Linked DNA regions of Homo sapiens: region 2 is linked to region 1. A link is a contact called in ENCODE Hi-C or POLR2A ChIA-PET data. All regions are on one chromosome and are shown on one strand. Each heading gives the region's core, a stretch centred on a gene start or an enhancer-like site at or near the end of the contact. The rest is flanking DNA. Distances are from core to core; before and after follow the strand shown. Region 1 overlaps GLTP (glycolipid transfer protein). Region 2 overlaps ANKRD13A (ankyrin repeat domain 13A).

Region 1 (2,745 bases), core at 115-2,614:
ATGTGCACCACCATGCCCGGCTAATTTTTTGTATTTTCACTAGAGACAGGGTTTCACCATGCTGGCTAGGCTGGTCTTGAACTCCTGACCTCATGATCCACCCACGTCAGCCTCCCAAAGTGCTGGGATTACAGGCGTGAGCTACCGCGCCCAGCCTCAGCTCTGGCTTTTCCTTCATCTGGGACATCAGGCTAACTGGGAACCAGCCCCACCTGTACCCCTTGATCTGTGAGTTAGAAGCTCCCCCACTGCAACAAGCATCCTCTGAGATTTGGGACCACCTACCACAGCCTTACAATATTTTCTGCTTTTTTTTTTTTAAATTTAAAGTTAATGCTAATACCTGTTTATTTTTGGTTTTGTATAGAACAGGGGTGTACAATTTTTTGGATTCCCAGGGCCACACTGGAAGAATTGTCTTGGGCCACACATGAAATACACTAACGCTAATGATAGCTGAGGAGCTAAAAACCAAAACAAAACAAAACAAAACTCAAATCTCATAATGTTTTAAGAAAGTTTATGAATTTGTATTGGGCCACATTCAAAGCGGTCCTGGGCCACATGCAGCCTGCGGTCTGCGGGTTGGACAAGGTTGGTGAAGAATATCCCAAGAAAGACAAGAAACTGTATTAACCCTCCTAATATAGCAGGTGAGTTATCATTTTGATTGACTGTTGAGAGCTGGATTCTAGTGGAATGTGATTTAGATTGTGTGCCTGGGAGGGACCCTGAGAAGATGAAACAAATAATGTCTTGTTGGAGGAAGAAGCCAGAGAGACACTTTCTGCAATGGCTGTACAATTTTGAAACTGCTGGCAGACTTCGGAGATGCATTTGCAAGTAGTAAGTGAGGCTTTTTTAGCCTTCAGGAACACCTGCTGTGTGCTGGTGCCGTGCTGGTGGGTCCCACTCTTGATCCCACCTGGCCAGAGAACAATCTGGAAGGAGGGCTATGGAGGGCCCTATTGTGTTTTTCTGTCCATGTGTGTAACAGCCCATGAGTCGGCTGTTTTTGAGGCTCAGAGGGGAGAAGTCACTTTGAGTCTGATTCTCTTCCTCTGACATCCATGCCCTGAACACCGTGGACAGATGAGTGGAAGGAAACACGGAGACTGGCATCCATCTGAGCCAGCCTGAGCTTGAGAGGCCCCGAGGTGGCTTCTTTTTGGCAGCTCCGTTTCCCAACAGCTGTGTGGCAAAAGGCCCACTTCCTAAAGGTCTAGGGCCATCCATCCTACCTTTGGAAAGATGTGGTGAGTCCAGGCAGGAGCACCAAAATCAATGCCTGACTTGGTGAATGACTGCCAGGGCACAGAGCCAGCTGCATGGCTGCTTAAGTCTGACAATTGCTCCAGCAGCCTCCTTTATAATGTCCAAAGGCCAGAGTACATACAGACCAGTGGCACCCGCCCACCCGGTCCTGGGATGGTGGTGATTAGATCTTTGTGTTCAGAAAAATCTGGCCCTTGAGGTCAGAGCCTGAGGTTTGGCCTCTCTGCTGCCAGAAGGACGAGGATTGAGTAGGAGGGGAGAGACTACAGTTGCTTGCTAACTCATCTTGCCCCTCCTCTGCTGCACAGGGATGCTTGGAGGGACAGCCCTCCACTGTGAATCCCTTGGGGCAGAAGTCAGGCCCTCCCAGGACCCACCAATGGGCTTCTGCAGCATGGGCGCCCAGCCTATATCCACGTGAAAAGGAATGGGAGGAATTCATGACAAAGGGCTTTATAAAATATAACGTATGACCGTGATCATAACTAGCATCATCTCTATTTTGAGTGGCTCCCAGGATATGCCATTGAATTAGGCAGTAACTCATTTCTAATCCTCATGATGAACTTAGGAGGAATTTGGCACCATTTTCCAGAAGAGGAAACCAATGTGCAGGGAGGTGAAGCGATTTGATCAGGTCATGAAGGTAGGAAGTGGTCCACAGGACTTTACAGCAGGTCTAGCCCTGTAACAGGGGAGACCAACACCACATCAGGAAACAGGAAGACGTTGGAAGTCGTCTCTAGGGCAGAAATGTCCCTTGTAGGGGAGGAGGGGAAATGATAGGAAGTTCCCGGCTGGCATGACAATGTGATTATTTCAATGAGCTTCTTAGAATGGAAATATTGGGGCCGGGCGCAGTGGCTCATGCCTGTAATCCCAACACTTTGGGGGGCCGAAGCGGGTAGATCACGAGGTCAGGAGTTTGAGACCAGCCTGGCCAACATGGTAAAACCCTGTCTCTACTAAAAATACAAAAAAAAATTGGCCAGGTGTGGTGGCGCAATCCTGTAATCCCAGCTACTCTGAAGGCTGAGGCAGGAGAATCGCTTGACCCAGGAGGCGGAGGTTACAGTGAGTCGAGATCACGCCACTACTCCAGCCTGGGACAGAGCGAGAGTCCGTCTCAGAAAAAAAAAAAAAAAAAAAAAAGAATGGAAATGTTGGGTCCTAGTCTTAGGTTTCATTGTTTCAGTAAAAACCTGCCAGAGTGAATGTTAACTCCTTTTATTACGTACTTACAGTGGTACTTATATGGAGGCCTTTTTTGTGGTTCTTGCTAGAGTGTTAACTGTATCTGAGCTTTTCAAAGTCATTGCAGTGGATCAGCCCTCTCCAGGGTCTTCTAGAAGCCTCTGCTTTCCACCCTGGCAGTTAGGCAGTCGACTCACACTTCCCCTGTGTTCAGAAATGATTCATTTTCTGCCTTGCTGTTCCTCCAAGTTCCTTACTTCACTCCCTTCTGAGATC
Region 2 (2,700 bases), core at 9-2,508, 150 kb before region 1:
TGGTGATTACCTTTATATCTCTTTTTTTCCTCCTCGGTCAGATGTTCTGTGCGTATTTTGGTGATCACATTCACATTGTTTACTGTGTAAACCTGAGAGGTGTATGCGAAAGAAAACAGTGACACAGGGAATCAAAACTCCAAAAGTAAGCACAGCAAAAGCAAGAATGCTGAAGCAAAAAACAGAAAACAATCCAGCAAAATAAAAATGAGAAATGGTTAACTATCATTAGGATCCTTCAGAGAAAGTATATAAACTATCAACTGAAAAATGCATCAGCAGTTACCTCCCATGTTTGACAGTTTTAATACTAAGGAGTTAGCAGTGACAGGCTGCATCTTCCTGCTTGCCCTGCTGTGGCTAAATAGTCTCAAACAAATGCCCTGCAATCTAGGTTTCCACCTGGGTTTCTATTAAACTAAGGTACCCAAACCAGGATCCTGTACTTCTGTTGGTAATTTTTTTTTTTTTTTTTTTTGAGACAGAGTCTCCCTCTGTTGCCCAGGCTGGAGTGCAGTGGCGTGATCTCTGCTCACTGCAGCCTCCGCCTCCTGGGTTCAAGCGATTCTCGTGCCTCAGCCTCCAGAGTAGCTGGGATTACAGGCATGTGCTACTATGACTGGTTAATTTTCGTATTTTTAGTAGAGACGGGGTTTCACCATGTTGGCCAGGCTGGTCTCAAAATCCTGGCCTCAAGTGATCTGCCTACTTGGGCCTCCCAAAGTGCTGGGATTACAGGCGTGAGCCACTGCACCCAGCCTCCGCTGGTAGTCTTGTAATACTAGTATGACTCAGACAGCCATCTGCTGGGCAGAAGAGAAAGGTATGAACACAAGGTTCTCTATAGACTTATGAGCTGTAGAGAAAACCAGCAAGTCACTATTTAAAAGGCATTCTGTGCACTGACAAAAATTATTGTAACTGCCAGAGCAAATGCTCTGTTATCAAGGATAACTGGGGAATATGGTGGTCTAGAAAATCAAACATAACAGTTAACAAAGAATTCTCTCTATATGCCACGTGAGGAGCCCCAACATTCAAAGCTGCAGAAAACACACTCAGCACTATGACAAGTGCTTCTAAATGTATCTTGCTGAGCATGACGTAAGCCTTTCTTTGCTCACTCAGAGGCCACCAGAGGACCCTGCAGCACTGGGCTCCAACACCAAAAGCCATCAATCCCTGTTGTACTGAGGGACTGAAAGGCCAGGAAACAGCTTTCCAGCTGACAAAATGCCAGATGACTGGATCAACAATCGTCTCCACTATTACAACTATGTTTTAAATGCACTGATGTCATGCAAATGGGCTGTGCGCCTGCTGATTACAATTAAGCTGATTTAACAAAAAAGAGACTCAAAAGCTACTACACAACATTTGAACACATGTGAAGTCTAATCCTTCCTCTTCCTTTTTTTTTTTTAAATAATTAAGGGAATGACTAGCTTGTCATTCCTACCAGAACAACTGGTACCTGTACTCATTTCTCTACCATATTGTTTCTCTTTAGCATAGCTACAGACCTCCTCAGGGCATGCTATCCCATTTTCTGAAAGTCAAATAAGACAAAATCAAACATCCAAGTGAGAGACACATTAGACAGTTCTCATTCCCCAGAGCATCTCCATGGCACAGATGCATGAAAAAAATGGGAACAGATTCCTCATTTGCATAGAAGCTAAATAGCTATATTAAATCTTATTTTAAGAGTTTCCTTTTACCTTTGCTTCGTAACCATTAACAACTTCTGCTTTATCTGTCCTCCAGCCCCAGAATCCGGATTTAGTTCTGATAAAAAGTGAACACCACAAATTTCTACATGTACAATATGCCATTCAGATTTATATCTGTAGCCTTTATAGTTTTTTTCCCCCCCAGCTTAAGTTAGTGAAGGACACTTGGAAATCATGGTCCTATTGTCCACAGGAGGCGGTTAGCAATGACAGATGGCTTATGCACCCTCCACCCTCCTCCCACAGTTATTAATCAATTTGCCTCACCCCAGGCATAGAAAGCCTCCAATCTTGGCTTCTTTACAAAACTGCCAGCATTGAGGACAAAGGTGGTGACATTTATTGGACAGCAGTCCCAAAGAAGTGACTGAAGATGACCAGCATCCAAGGGCTTGCCACAAGGTGGTAACCAGGTCAGAGCATTTATCTGGGTCATCTTAACTGGGGACATGCATGTCAATGGTGGGATCTCCACAAGTAGCCACATCTCACTCGAGGAATTCTTAGAACAATGAGGCACAGACCATCCTGCTCCTTACAAAAGAGCAGGTGGGCCAGGAACTCATCACTGTGGTGAGCTGCTTGGAGATGCCATTAGGTCTGCAAAATAGCTGAGTCACATGTTTGGGCAGGTTTGGTGCAGCAGGGCAAAGGATGTGAAAAACAGATTTTTTTAGCCCAGCTGTTAATTCCATCTCTGTGGAACTCCTTTTAAAGTAGCCCAGCATTCCAGTGGCAGATGCAGCATTGGTAATATGCCCAAAATCTCAGTTATTCAACTCAACATACTCCTGAAAAAAAATGTATTTAGGAACCAAAAGCAGCCAGGAGGCTCTGATTCTTTTTCAAAGCAGCTTGCCCTGGGAAACGCTCCCTCTCACAGGGGATCCCTGACCAGCCCTACCCTTTGTCTAGGACATCACATCCCAGCTCCTCTTGGCCCTGGCTACGGCAACAGCCTGACTTC

The links. A loop is a pair of places that touch in the nucleus more often than their neighbours do. ChIA-PET counts read pairs that join two places held with the same protein, here RNA polymerase II (POLR2A). Pooled maps may share reads with other maps.
Region 2: POLR2A ChIA-PET joins it to region 1 with 10 read pairs in Panc1. The contact joins two enhancer-like sites. A Hi-C loop is called at or near these places in 2 of 168 maps with a recorded cell type or tissue (B cell and naive thymus-derived CD4-positive, alpha-beta T cell) and 9 of 50 pooled maps. POLR2A ChIA-PET finds 5 or more read pairs at or near these places in 6 of 52 experiments (AG04449, GM12878, OCI-LY7 and 3 more).

The regions. Positions count from the first base shown.
Region 1 is chr12:109,870,764-109,873,508 of GRCh38, reverse strand. All of the region lies in intron 1 of GLTP (glycolipid transfer protein), which reads left to right. Among named protein-coding and RNA genes, the nearest start is that of GLTP, 8.4 kb to the left of the region's middle. Within about 2 kb of position 1,364, at least 6 of the 41 ENCODE cell types and tissues checked have a DNase peak (open chromatin) inside an H3K27ac peak, as active enhancers do.
Region 2 is chr12:110,023,134-110,025,833 of GRCh38, reverse strand. It overlaps ANKRD13A (ankyrin repeat domain 13A), which reads right to left. Exons shown (of 15, transcript NM_033121.2): 7 at 1,722-1,788; 8 at 11-92. Among named protein-coding and RNA genes, the nearest start is that of C12orf76, 24 kb to the left of the region's middle. RefSeq lists enhancers at 831-900, 2,563-2,700. Within about 2 kb of position 1,258, at least 13 of the 41 ENCODE cell types and tissues checked have a DNase peak (open chromatin) inside an H3K27ac peak, as active enhancers do.